Linked DNA regions of Homo sapiens: region 1 is linked to region 2. Evidence: read pairs that join two places in POLR2A ChIA-PET (ENCODE). Cell type or tissue: A673. All regions are shown on one strand. Links, peaks and the distances in the headings refer to the core of each region. The heading gives the core; the rest is flanking DNA.

Evidence for each region. ChIA-PET counts read pairs that join two places held together with the same protein. Peaks named below come from ENCODE experiments on the same cell type or tissue, not always from the same donor. Only the 100,000 strongest peaks of a DNase experiment are listed, where the experiment ranks them.
Region 1: POLR2A ChIA-PET joins it to region 2 with 7 read pairs; 1 of 35 experiments calls an interaction of 5 or more read pairs at or near these places.

Annotation. Positions count from the first base shown.
Region 1 is chr2:168,153,549-168,161,110 of GRCh38, forward strand. The region is part of intron 5 of STK39 (serine/threonine kinase 39); the gene reads right to left. Among named protein-coding and RNA genes, the nearest start is that of STK39, 90 kb to the right of the region's middle. In A673, for the core only: no CTCF peak of the experiment used is centred there; DNase peaks (open chromatin) are centred at 3,273, 4,553 and 5,293; H3K4me3 peaks cover 235 bases; H3K27ac peaks cover 3,635 bases.
Region 2 is chr2:166,955,935-166,963,496 of GRCh38, forward strand. All of the region lies in intron 2 of XIRP2 (xin actin binding repeat containing 2), which reads left to right. Among named protein-coding and RNA genes, the nearest start is that of XIRP2, 71 kb to the left of the region's middle. RefSeq lists an enhancer at 4,840-5,341. In A673, for the core only: no CTCF peak of the experiment used is centred there; DNase peaks (open chromatin) are centred at 2,037, 3,497 and 5,097; H3K4me3 peaks cover 743 bases; H3K27ac peaks cover 4,915 bases.

The DNA.
Region 1 (7,562 bases), core at 1,315-6,314, 1.2 Mb after region 2:
GGAGCACACCTTGAGAGAGCCACTGATAGAGAGTACGCTGATGTGTACAATAAAGAAAACAGAGCAGGGCAGGGAATACAAAATATGGGGTGGGGGGGGGTTACAATATGAGGCCTGGAAGTCTCACTGATGTGACACTTGAGCCAAGATCTGAAGGAGGTAAGGAAAAGAGTATTCCAGAAAGAAGGAACGGCCCATGCAAAGATCCCGGGGCAGCAGCATGCAAGGTAAGGAGGCCGATTTGACTGAAGAGGAAGATGTAAGAGTTGAAATCAATGACATAATGAGGGGCCAGATCTTGTAAGGCCTCACGAGCCACCTTAAGGATTTTGACTTTCACTCTGAAATGGCAAGGGGTTGGAGGGTTTTGAGGAAAGGCATAATACAAGTCAACTTAGTTTAACAGCATTAATCCAGATGCCGTGTAGAGAACAGACCACAGAGGGGCAAAGGCAGAAGAAGAGGTCCTTTTAGGAGACCACCATAATAATCCAAACAAGAACTGATGGGTCTGTGGACCAGGATGACAGCAGGGAGCTGATGAAATATGGTCAACCATAGGATTTACTAACATATTGGATAGGATGTAGGGTCCAAGAGAACGACAAGGATCGAGGAATATCAAGATTTCTGGCCCATTCAATAGAAGAATGGTTCTCCCACTAAAAGAACTGGGAAAGACTGTGAGAAGCACAGTTCAGGAGCACAGGGGTCATAGAGTTCTCTATTAAAGTTATCCACTTGTTAGAGTTGCAAGGAAATTTGAGAGCCTAAGCACATCATTTTACAGGTGATACAAACTATGGCCAGCAAAGGGTAAGGACAGTAAGTTAATGACCACTGGGGGCCTAGACTGGCTACTGTGTCCTCAAGTGTACTACATACAATCAAGTGTTAAATCATATTCCACAGAATGTAAACACAGGTTAACACTATTTAAATGTCCTAAAAATCTGTAATCAACATATGATACATGCAGTAACTTATAAGATGTTATTGACCAAAACCTATTTACAATACATATTTAAAATTTATCCCCATTACAACCTATTCAACTAGTCCTAATGTGGATAACTTAAGTTACCCAGGTATAGGCATTCCCTTCACACTTAACACATTTTTTAAATTTATATAGTTGACTGTTTAATGTGTCACCTAAACTCCATGACAGTAGACACAATGTCTCCATTGCTTACCACTGTGTCAGCTGAGAGGACTGTGCCTAGAACATAGCAAATGCTCAATAAATACCTGTCAACTAACCACTGAGGATACACTGAAACCAAACATCTAATGTTTACCTTTTCTCCCACAGAAGGAGCAGGCTATACAAATGGAGGTTCTGGGAAAAAGAAAAATAAACGAAAAAATAAGCAAAGGACCGAATTGCTCTGCTTTCAAGTCTAAAAACTCTTATTTTAGGCAGACCTCCATAGTATTTGGTAATATGTGAAATTTAATTTAATAATGAATTGCAGGCCCTTACAGGAAGGAAAAAAGAGAGGGAAGGAGGGAGACTGAGTCCCATCTGCCTCATGCCCCCCTAGACACTCTTCTGTGAAGCTCAACCCTGTCCCCCCTGCAGCTAAACGTGCAGAGCTGAGCAAAAATTCCAGCAGGAGAGTAGAGCAAAGTGGTTCTCCTCCACCGGGTTCACCCAGTAACATTTCCTTAAGCTGTTGCTCAAACAACTGCTAGCAGCTGTTAAAGCATGAGAAGCTGCTTACAATCTCCCCAAGTATTTCTCACTGATGGTGTGCAGCTGGAATGAAAAACTCAGTTTCCAGAACTGAGTACATTCTTGGTTCATTCTAGAGCTCTTATCAAATGTTACCATTTGTCGAGATACCAAAAATCAGGGAGCCACATTAATTTACTGTCCTTATTCACTTATGCCAAAAAAAAATTCATGTATGAGAATTTTGTCGTAATTCATCAAACCATAATTCACATAGTTATAAACTGTTCCTGAAACTCAAAACAAATATTTCGGTTCACTATAAAGCACTTGCACCCCCCCCACCCCAACAGATTTTAATTTTCATGTGTATTCTATTTTCTGAGTATAACCAGTTGCCTCTTCATTCATGTTCTCTGCTTCACTCTTCCTTAACTTTAGCCTCATGGCTTGCAGGCTAGGGCAGTGCTTGTCCAAAATCAGAAGTGATATTCCCCATTAAAAACTATTTTCAGCCTTTAAAATATGCAGTAGTATACATACCTAAATATTTAAAATATTTCTGCCTCCCTCCCTGCTAAGCTGATATATTCTTACTCATTTCAACTCTCAGCTATGCCTTACATCTGTTCTCTTTGCCACCAACAGGCACATGTACTTGCATAACCTGCTGCTGAGACAGGGTGTCTCCCGTGCCTCTAGGCAGAGTGCACTGACCCAAAGTTCAGGAACACCTGCCATGTATCAGGTACCATCTGGGAATGCTGCGATGAACAACACAGTTTCTCCCTCTGGGAAGTATCCAGTCTGAAGGGAAGATGGGAAAGTAAAGGCCCAATGTCAGTGCTGTGTCATAGGCTAGCTAGAGTATGGCCAGAACCCTTGCAAACCACCAGGGTGAGGGGCTTAACCTGGTGCAGGTGGGCATGGTGGAGGAAATGATCATGAAAGGTTTCTCAAGGAAAGAATTCTTCATGAATAAGTCATGAAAAGAAGTTACTCAGGTAAGAAAGGGGAACCCTGAACAAGAAGCTATAAGCATTTCAAGTCACAGCAGAAAGCACTTGCAGACATGACCAGAAAAACAGGCAGGTCCCTCATCTGCCATTAGTAGGAAGCTGGAGCTTTATTCCATCAACAATGCTTTATTCCATCAACAATGCTTATAAACTTTATGCAAGAGGAAGATACAGTCAGATCTACACTGCAGATTCTTCACTCTGGTGATATTGAGGAAACTGATGGGAAAAAGAAAAGAGCAAAATAACACGGCAGGAGGTCAGATGGAGTGCCTAAGGCCTCGCACCTCCCTAGCCACCGTGAGCTTACCACACCCTAAGTAATTAGAGGACACCATCCCAATTTCAATACGAAAGCAATGAGTTAGCAAATTCTAAAATAAAATGTGTTTTAACTCCTTTAATGCCGCAGTATATTCTCATTACACAAACGTGCAAAATGAGGCACAGAGAAGCTAAAGCTATAACTTGGTTACACAGCTAGAAGGAGCAATGCCAGGACTGAACTATGGCTGTCTGGTGTCAGAGCCCATGCTCTGGGCCAAGGTGCTCATAAATGTGATGACATCATTTCCTGATTGGATGCCTCCGGGGCTTTCAGCGCTTTCCCACACTAATCAGAAGCTGACTCCAGCGCTGCTCGGGTGCCTTGCTCAAAGCAGCAGCCTCTCTTCCCTACAACACAAAAAATAACTCTTAAACCCCTACCCTCCCCATCAAAGTGCACTTTATGAGGGCCAAAGGCCACAGAAGGAAAATGAAAGAACCTAGCAGCTATGGGTGTAAAAACTCAACCACCTTGCCCATCTTCCTCTAGCTCCTTAATGGATAACGCCTAAGTGACAGAAGCAAGTTAAGTTTCATTGCATGTTTTCCTAGCACTTTTAGTCATGGGGTTTTCAGTGTTCAAGATGCAGATTTAAAATGAAGATGTATTCAAGGCTGATAAGGATATTATCTCCCTCCCAGTAAATAAGAGATGCTACCCAAAGTTCTACCAATGTACCTTGGACAGTGAAAAACCCAGGGCATAAGCTTGATTTGAATGGATGCACATACGTGAGGCATTTTGATGGTAACTTTCTAGAGTTCCAGGCTGCTTTCGCTCAGTACCAGTTTTTATTTCTGTTATGTAAAACCAGGGAAGGGAAATTCACATTCACACACATAAGCACTGTCTTTGTGTATTGGGCCTACTATAACAAAATACCTTAGACTGGGTGACTTAAAAACAACAAAATCTTATTTATCACAGTTCTGCAGGCTGGGAAGTCCAAGATTATGGCATCGGCAGATTCACTATCTAGTAAGGACCCGCCTTCTTGTTTATAGATGGTGCCTTCTGTTCGTGTCCTCACATGGTAGAAGGGCACGGCAGCTCTCTGGGGCCTCTTTATAAAGGCACTGGCCCTACTCATGAGGGTTTAGGCCTCATGATCTTATTACCTCCCAAAGGCCCCACCTCCTAACACCATCACATTGGTAATTAGGGTTCAACATATGAATTTGGAGGGCACACAAAATTCAAACCACAGCACACACACACCTAAAAGGCAAACGTAAGTGAAAATGAGCATGAGATCTACCTTACATAATGTAGTAGTAAGCTTCTACAAAGTTCTTTATAAATCAAAGGTGTTGAAATCAACATTTTTATAGAACATCAAGAGTAGCCACTATTTTTTTTAAATCTTAGATTAAAAAGATTAGCAGAAACCACCTCAAAGTGATCTGTTTCATATGAATTTCTGTTTGCTCAAAATAGTGTCTCTCATTAATTCTGGACAAACAGGCTTAGTCATTTGCCAAAGCACTAAGCTCTTCCTGACAATATGACAGGGCATCAAATTGGAAGATAAAATGCTATGCCGTGGGAAGAACATGACTTTCGAGTAGCCACTCCCCCTTCTATCACACAGTGCAGCAAAACCTATTACATTTTCCAAGGCATCCAAGTTGATTATCAGGAAGTTACACACACTGGACCTCTAAGCATAGAAGGTACAGTAAGAAGGAAAGCATTTTCTCTTAAACCCTGAGTAGGCTGTCCTCAGGTTCTAATTCACTACATCAAACCTGAAGTTTTCCAGTCTGAAAAGAGTGTGGTGTCATTATTGAGCTTAATTCTATACCAAATGACGCTTAGATGGCTGCTTCTCCTATGCCCTGAAACCTTACCAGGGACACCCTTGTGTTTCAGCCTGAAGGAGCAAGGAGGAAGAAGGTGCTGAATATGTTCCCTGGCCCAAAGGGGAATCGATTTATGCAGAGACACAGAAGAGCTAGTGATCGCTGGGGTATATTCCATCTGAAAGTGAGGTCATTTAAATCCAGATTTAAGGTCCTCCTCCTGGAAATCCCATAGATGTGAGTTGACAGTTTCTAGAGTCAGACTGTCCAAACCCAAAGCATGGCTACACCGCTTATTCTACGTGTGACCTGGGCAACTGACTTCCCCACTGTAATTTAGTTTCTCCTATGTAAAATGGATGCAATAGTACCTTCCTCATGGAGTTGTGCTGAGGACTGAATGAGACTCAAAGCATTCAGAATCCAAAACCTAGCCTGACACACAGGAAGCACTCAAGACACATTAGTTCCTGATTTTATACCCACGTTCAATAGAAATGTACATTCTTCCCAGAGAATTTGGACTGTGTTCAACAGAACCAGGCTCATTATCCTATCCACCACACTTCTAGCTGCATAATAAAGTGAGGGTTTCTCATGGTCTAAATCAGGCCCTTTAATCTTCTGTTTTCTGATAAAAAGTTCTGAAAAAGGGAATTTATACATATGTAAAAGTGAGTGTTTCCCCTAAAAAAAAACAAAAATCATTATGTTTTCTATTAGGATAGCAAAAATGCCCTTTCTTAAAAACAGTGCACACAATAATATTCTCAAGGTGGGCAATGTATATTACACTCAAAGAAATAAATGCAAACTTAACTTCTCCCCTGCTTAACTTTTATTTCAAACTACAGGGCCTCAGAGGCATAAAGATACAAAGGGGAAAGAGCAAAAACAGACTGGGTAAAAACAATGTATTATTTGTCCAGGTAGCAACAAAAAGGGACCGTCTCACCCCTGCCGTTGCTGAGTCTCCACATTCCACTCTTCCCCCCGATCTCGCCTGTTTCACCCACCGACAAGGATGCCAGTAAAAGACCCAGAGACTCCTGGTCCTCATTTTTGTTCAGGCAGCAACCAAGTACCTGACCAAGAAAGTCAATCTCCTATAAAATGAGGACAGCAGTAACATCTACCTTTCCAAGGAGACATTAAAAATGCTTTAAGGCAATAACCTTATATTATAGTGAACACTTTAAAAATTCAAACTTTAAATACTGTATTAGTTGGATGTTATGATCAGGTCAGAGAATATGGGAGAAATTAAATGTGAATTCTAGAAAGCGACAGTTCCAGAGATGCAGAAGCTGTACATTTAGGTGCCTGTCAAGCAGCCACCATACATCTGGGAAATGGCCATTCCAGTTTGTGTTATTACACAAGCATGAAGTCGCATACTCAAAAAGATACCAAGGAAGTCCCGGATGGCTGGAACACAAAGTCCTCAGCACATGCCAGGCATAGAAAAGGCACAGCCCTCTCTACACATCAATTCACTTAATTCCCACACCTACCCTGTGCAGGGGCTTCCTGCCTGAGCCCTTCTGAACTCAGCAGCCCGCACAGTGCAGGCACGTACTGGGTCACAACAGACTCCTCGGCAGTGAGGAAAAACCCAAAGGCCTGTGATGGAAGGAAAAAGCCAGGAAATCTTACCTCGGGGATTCTTACTGGGAAAAAGAAAAGGACAATGTGTTCCAGAAGGCTCAGGGAGAGGCTCGGATCATTAATCTGACAAGAATAATGGGATGAGATGACTGGCAGAGGACCAAGTAACAGAATAAGGCAGGGGCTGACCAGCCTTCACATTTCAAAGGCAGTTCACTGCTATTTTGACCCTTTTAGTGAGAAATCATCATTTCATCATAAAACAGAAAATTAGTTGTACTTCCTTATCATCTTAGAGCAAGATTAATGGCAAGTTAGCTTCCAAATTCCATAATTAATAAGTATTACCTTTTGATAAGTCATAAACTCTCCTCAGAGCTGAAGCTCTTGCAGGACAATTTGAGGGTCACATGATCTCCAGTCAGTGCAAGGGAGTATCACTGTGATCCTGTTAGTCGTAGTAACAGAAGTAATAGTAGTAATAGTAGCAACAGCAGTAGCAGCAGCAGCCATGGTAGAACAGCAGTTATTGATATTTACTGCTTGCCTATTATGTGTTGGCCACTGTTAAGATCACTGGACCTTGATTTCATGAAAGAAGATGAAGTAGTTTATATTTTTACCCTTCTTTAAGGAAACTGAGTCTTAAGAAGGTTTGGTAACTTGCCCAAGGTGGTACAGCTACTAAGTGGTGGCCTCAGAATTTCGATCAAGTCAGCTGACACCAGAGCCTGCACTCTGAACAACTAGACTGCTTGGGGCTGGACAGTTTGAAATCTTTGCCCACAGATGTCTCTTAGCTGTTACTTGTTTAACTGAAGTACTTTTTCAAACTGTCCTTAGCCTATGGGATAAGGTCCACTCATGAGGACAAGATATGCACACACAAAGCACTAACTCAGATGGCTCAACAACAAAATCCAGCCTCCACGATGAGGAGAGGCACCAGAGTCGGGGGGTGGGGGTGGGGGGCAGCAGATGAATCAAGAATTGCCAAAGATTGATAATTATTGAAACTAGGTGATGGGTACAAGTGGGCTCATCTTACGCGTCTCTGCAATGACAGGGTCACTCCAGTAGAGGGAATGACTGTCTAGCCAAAAAATGCCAAGAACACTCCCCCAAGA
Region 2 (7,562 bases), core at 896-5,895:
TCTGGAGTCTCTCAAATGGCTGCAGTGTCAATATTCTCATGCTCAGCTATTTTTTCAGTAATCTCATTAGGTTTGACTGAAATTTTACTGCCAGCATTATCTCTTTTCATTTATTTCATTATCTCTTTTCATCTTTCTTGGTCAATTCTATTTTTCCATGATCTTCTGAAAAATATCATAGGGTTTATCTCTGGGAGAGAGAAAGTGACACAACTATATGCTTTGCTGTTTGTGTGTGAAAGGAATAACAAGCGTGCGTCGATCAATCACTGACAGATTTTGAATTAAGTGATGTGATTGGTCATTGATTATGATGAGCATTTTTTTGTGTGTAGTGATTTGTGGACTAAATAGCTAGCAGTGAAGTTTTCACTTAATGAGATAACTCATTGCTAATATCCTTTGTTAACTAAAATTTGAACTATATCTTAGGAGGACCTGGTGTCATTTAACTAAGTTGTGGTAATTAAAATCTGTTCATAATGAGACTGTTCAAAGCAAGGACTACCTGTATTGTCTGTGTGTGCATGTGACTGCACATGCATATGAGTATTTTGTGGTCATTGTTCCATGTAAATTCTTATATTGGTTGTAGATTGCATTCAAACCCAACAGATCCTGAGAAAGATAGTGGTTTAAATAATTACTTGTTTATTTTTCTTCATATAAAAAAAGTCCAGGGTTGCTAGTTGTCAGGTCCCATAGTCTTCATTTCAGTTAATCATCTTAACCACGTAGCTTTGATTCTCATACATCCTCTCATGGTTTCAAGATGGCTGGTCCTTGAGAGACTAGTATTAGGCAGGAAGAAGGGGAAAGGCAAAGGGCAGAATAAACACCCAAAGATTCTGTCCCTTTAAAAAGTGCTTCCCTGGAAGATCCTCCCATTGGCTTTCATTTATATCTCAATGAGGGAAATGTGTCACAAGACCAACCCTAGCTTCACAGCAGTCTAGCAAATGTTTAATTTTGAATCAGTTTGAAGTTATGTTAAGATAAGAAAGGTTAGAATGGATATTGAATAACTAACCATACATACTGCATTAATTACTTTGAAATTTTGCTTTATTATATCATAAGCATTTTATATAATGTTACACCCTCTTTAAAACCATTGTCCTGGAATACTGTATAATGTTATATCAAAGGTAGTTGTTATTGATAGAATTCATTTTCATTTTGTTTCCATGTTGTGCCTCATTTGTTGTTGATTTTTCTCTTTATCTGGAGATTTTTCTTAGTCACTAGTCAAAGGATATTAATATTTTATGATCTCAAAATGGTCAGTTGGAAGAATCATTCCTTATTAAAATTAAATTGTACAAGGGAAAAAATGTAGGAAATGCCACTCTCCAAGATTTATATCTAACTTTTCTTACTTTTCTGATTAAAATAATTTTCTTCAGGCATTAGCATTTAAGATTTAAAATAATTATTTTATTCCAGTTTTATTTATTTTTTATTTAGGAGAACTTGGATAGTTTCATTTTGTACTATTTTTTCCTAGGGAAATAAAAATTATTTACATTTGTGATTTAATAAATGGACTAACATAAGGGCTTAATACCAATAATTATCTCTATTTTTTATGAATGTATTAGATGCTACATCAAATAAACATTTTTTACACATAAATTTAGTGCTATGCAGTTGTCCAGGAATGGGTAAATGGAACTTTTTAAAGCAATTATACTCCCTAAATGCAAGCAAAGTGTTGCATCCTATGCTCAGCAGAAGAAATTGTGGCCTGTTCCCACAAAGAGGAAGCATTAAGCATATACACCCTATCAGGAGAGATTTGTTTAAAACAAACCATGCAGATAGACCCATATGAGTGATTTAGGTTCACTTCAGGCGTACTTTTTATGTCATTGATTTTCACGTTAATCATTGACTTTATAACCTAACTCTGTATAAGACATGACTGCACTGTAAAAATATTCTGCATTGTATACAGTCGATTTCCTTTTGAAACTTTGTTAGGAACTTCCTGTGGTATCTTACATCCTTCTCTCAGTGTGATTGCTAGCTACTTCCTGAGTGTTGATGATAGTTGAGTATAATTGCAAACTAATGAAGAGGAAAAAGCTTGAGAATCCAACATGATTGGTGATCTTGGAATCTAAGAGTGGTTTATATTTGCCCTTGAAATGTGAGCGACTTTGCTAACTATGATTTTCTTAAATTAAGATGATGCTGAATTTTAGCTTGCTGCCTGAACATTTCCCAGGAATGCACTGACAAACAAGACCCATTGACTGTGGGTGAGGGGCTAGGCGCATGCCCAACAGTTGTGGGGGATGGCAATTAAAATGCTTGGAAAATAGAGTAAATTAGATATTTATGCAGCAGTGTTTCAGATGACTCAATTGCAGAGGGAGAGCAAGTAAATCTAATAGAGAGAGAAGCTGAGGGCAGCTTTTATTTTTCTTTGCTTATAGACTTTTAAGTGTTTGTGAAGGGCATTTAGGGCATTTGAGAGTTTTCCTCATATGAACAACATGGACTGGTGATCTTCAGTAAGTATTCTTGCTTGTAAATATAGCTGGGGTTTGGAGCCCTAGTACCCACATTCCAATCTTGGTCTTGGCACTTCAGTGTGTGAAGCTGGATGAATTGCAAAATTATTTTCTGCTTTAGTTTCTCTCTGTGCAAATAAAATAAAATAAAATGCCTGCCTCTTAGGGTTGTGAGGATAATACACAGAAAATTCTTAAAAAGATGCCAGGGAGTTGAAATAACTCAGTAAATGTTGTGCTTCTTGTTATTATTATTAATTTTTATTTTACTGGGCTAAAGAACATCAAGAGTCAGTCTTCTTACTGTGGTGAGTTGTTTCTTGCCATGTCTTTTTCCCGCAATAAAAATCTTATCCTAGTATCTTACAATTTGAATAATCTACATCATAAATAAATAATCAGCCTTTCATTCAGCATTATGTATTCATGGAATTTCAATGGCAAAGGGGATTTTCGAGAACGTCTATTCCAACCTCTTCTTTGTCACAGAAGGCCAGGAAAACTCTAGCACAGACTCCTCTGCCTTTTCCAGTGACTACTCCACATCCCATAATGCTTTGCCTGAAGCATCTCTGTTTCTCTCAACGGCTTAAAGTAGGAACATTCCTGGAAGAAAGCAGAGCATCTCTGTGGTGATTGCCATCACTATGTACTCGAGAGAATGTATTTTTTAATGTATTCTTGTCCTGGTTGTACCCCTGTTTCTTTTCTTGCTGTCGTCTTTAACATATATCAAAAGCAGTTTAAAAGCAAGAAAGTGCAAATGTCCCTGTTGTAAGAAGTAAATCTCAGCCATTTTCTCTGATCAAACCCTGAAAAGCTGCCCCTGGAGAAAGCCAGATAAAATAAGGGCTACAGAGACCTTCCATGGACAAGTGCAATAACTCATTTTTGTGCATTTGGATTGTGAGGCTTTACTATGCAGTTCTGCAGATACAAGCCAAAGCAGTTGTGTGATTAGATTTTTAATCCCATTAACTCTAATTGCTTCTCAGAAGCCGTGTACTTACAGTATGTGTCTGATGTTAGAAATGCAGGGGGAAGGAAAAGCTATGAAGTGTTTCCCTCATTCTGGATGGGAAACCAAAAAGCAAAGAAAACAGTATATAGGCAACCATTATGAAGGAATCCTGGCAGACTTTATTAAAGGCTACATTTATGATGATTACATATTCTTTTGAATATAGAAATTCTTCTGACCACTCTGAAATCTCAGCATAGCAGGGTTTATTTTCCTCTTGTTCATTCTTTGGAGTTAGACTTTAATACCCTCATTGTACTTTTGAGAGTTTGACCACAAATTATTGCACTGAAGAAAACGAGTTTCAGAGGTTAAACATCTTCTATTTGAGAGGATACAATCACAGTGACTGTCTTTGTGATTCCAAACCAGGTCTATTAAACACAAAGCTGACCTAGTGGAACTGATCAGCACAATCACTTTAAGGAAATGGAGATGAATGGTAGCTGAGGTTTTGGAAAATAGGAAAGCATAATTGAGTAAATTAAAAATAATGTTAAATCACAATTATAATAGCACTTCATCTATTCTTACCCTGCCAGTTTCTTGTCACATGGGCTGTAATTTAAGAATATTTCACCGTAGCTAAACTTACTATTTTAAAAATGATGTTATTAACAATAAACTCCATTTTGTTCTGCAGAATATATATTCATTGTGAACACACTGGGCTAAAACTGAGGTTGCTTTTTAACCAAGAATATCACAACCTTGGAGGATTGAAAACTTGGTGGAGAGGGGATATGTTAGTTGAATGATGAAGGAAAATAAAAAAATAAGTGGAAAAGAAAATGCCATTAACAATATCCTTCCTGTTGAAAGCCCAAAGAGTAAGTAGCAGAACAATTAAAAGAGACAGAGAGAAGAGAGAAAAGGTCAAATATTTGTTAGAACAGTTGTACTTATAAAAAGGGCATGTGACTGTTTCAAAAATAAGAAATGAGTCTCCCACCAGGATCAGGTTTGATCTCCTTTTTGCAACCCTCTGCTTTGGTGATCATATTACTGAATGTTTTCAGAAATGCAAAGACTCTTGGAAAGGAATGAGCTGCCTTAGTTTTTCGTCTCTACACCACTCTTGAAAGGACAAATTTTTCAGGAGTTCACTTCAATTATCTAAATTATCCCCGATTTTAAAGCAATGTGTATTATAAGGGGTAAACTTAGTATGGGATCATAGCATACTTTGGTAGGTTGTTCACAGCTATAAGCCAGAAAATTTGGATCAATACCATTTATCTCAATGGAAGTAAACATGAGCATAATGAATATTTGCAAAATACTTGATAATGAAAGTCAGCTCAGGAACTCTTTATAAGGATTTTATTAAAGAGACTAGAATTGGGCTTATTCCAGGCCTCCTACTTTGAAGCACTTATTGGCACCTTGTAACCATCCTGACCTTTTACTTGTCCAGGCGTGTATTAAACTCATTGGCAGTACACTGGCTTGTGCCCTTTGAGGCACATTATTGCCATTAGAGAGCTCAGTTTAAGTATCATCATTGCATCAGATTGCTGTACTTGCTTAATTAGCATAACATGAATATGAAGAGTATTGTTAATGTAAATTGCCACTCCACAGCCCCCCTCTCTGGGCTCTGGGCTGTATACCACAGATTTACTGGCAAACTTGCAGCTAGGAGAATTTTTTGCAGAGAGCAGAATTACCCCTCACTTCTGGGTGAAGAGAGCACAGCCATTAACAAGGATGATTGAATCGTTTTGTATTGTCTTTTAGAGTTTTTTCTTCCCTTGGACAGAAAGTGACCTGTCCAGCATCAAAAGAGCTATGACAGAGAATATTTAAGCATGCCTCACCTAAATTCAGCAGAATGTCATCAAATTGAAGCCTCAGAACATTTCTTGGAGATTTCAGAATTGATGTTCAGTACATTTCAGGGCCATGAGGTTGCTTTAAATTGTTCTTAATGCTGAATTTGTATTATAAGTTACTTTTAAAAAAGTAAAAAAAGAATAACTTCAAATCTGACAGCTGAATTAGCCTTCAAACAGCTAATATATTTGTTTACTTACTTTGTATTCTATTTGCAATATAAGGAAATGAAATGGAAAGTGCTATGTGTGACAATAGTTATAACAATAATCTTGATCAAATATGTCTCCTTTTGCCTTATTTTGTCAGGAATAGATATGAGAAATTTACTGTCTAAAAAATACAGGGCTGAAAAAGGACAGTGTGTCTGCCTAGAAATTTCTCTGTCTACAGATTGACCAGATTTTTAATCCCTATCAACTTAAAATTATATTTTTTACCTTCCTCGCATGGAGTGGAATTCTAATTTACCTGAAATGTGTAAAATATATACTTTCAACTTTACTTTTTTTTTGGATTTGTTAACAAATGTAAATGTGGTTATGGAACACATTAAAATCCATGTAATAAGCTACTTTGAAAATATTGAATATTTGTCTTTTAAAAAAGCTAAGGATGAATTAAGCATACCTCTGGGAATTAAGGAAAATTCAGTAAAATAGAAGAATTGTGTTATGTACCTGAATGAAGATCGGAAGGTGAAAAAGAGACAATGAGTGGCCATAAAAGTTCAAGGGAGGAAGAGATATTTTGTTGGTCCATTTCTCAATGAAGATGGTATTATTAATAGCATCATGGGCAACATAATACTATGTTTAGAATCCTGGGCACCTGGCCACCCACAATCTTGTAACAGCTTAAAAAGTAAAAATATCCACACATATCCAAAGGTCATCTAAACAGTCTTTGCTGATAATCAACTATTTCTTTGGAATAGTCAGATCTTGAGCTATGCCTGTAAGACTAATGTTCTGAGTATGCAAGAGATAAAAACTCCATCTAAGTCTAGGAAACTGTATAAGCAGAACCACAAAAACCGTGCATATGATGCAGTGAATGGCCCATACAGCAGCTTACAGGGGGGTAATATTGTATTGTCATTGGATACACTAAAGACAAATTTACATCAAGATTGATTTGTTTATAGGGACTCTAAATTATCTGGAGAGGCAGAAAAAATGCCTCATACATCTATAACAGCAAATTATTAAAGCAATTTATTGCAAGCATATATTCACATTTATTTCAGACTTGCTTCATAAGCAAAAAAGAAAAAGTAGGAAAAAGCAACTCAAAAAGTTTTTGGAAGAGATAAAGAAATAAATGATACAACAAAATAATGCCTTGTTGAAGTTTATTAATTTGTCATGGAGATAATCCAATGTCAGTAATGGCAGGAGGGTAATTCTGATTTTCCAAATAGAGGTTCTTAATCTCATTAAATTCCATTAAAAATTGCTCAAGCATTTTATCAGGAATATTAGTTACTTTCTAGAAAAGGTTGTAAATTACAATATCCTCTGCCCCCAAATTTCTGTACCAGAACAGATTTAAACCAGTTTTTTTCTTACATTTTAGTGCCCTAATAAAATGCCAACCATTGTAAGACAGAAGGAATAAGTTTTAGTGTTCTGTAGCACTGTGGGATGACTATGGTTAACAATAATATATAGTTTCAAATAGCTAGGAGGAGGATATTGAATGTTCCCAACACAAAAAATGATAAATGTCTGAGATTACAAATATACTAATTACCTTGATCTGATCACTATTCATTATATATATTGAAATATTGCAATGCATCTCATGAATATGTACAACTTTGTCAATTAAAAATTATTAAAACAATTTATAAATTCTAAAAAATAAAAATAAAAAAACAAAAATCATCAATAAAATTTGTTGAGTAATTTATAAACAATATAGCTCCAAAATAGCAGTGGATACATATATGACTATTTATATATTTATTTAGCAGTCCTTTTATTCATCCTCTCATTTATTCATTCATTCATTCGTTCATTCATTCATTCATTCTAGCTGTTGGAGATTCAGAGATGACAAGTCGACCATTCTCAGAGTTACACGTTCAGAGAAAGGTGGACTAAAACAAGTAAATAACTAGGGTAATTTCAGATAGCAACAAGTGTTAATGAAGGCAATAAATGAAAGTGTAAATGAAGAAT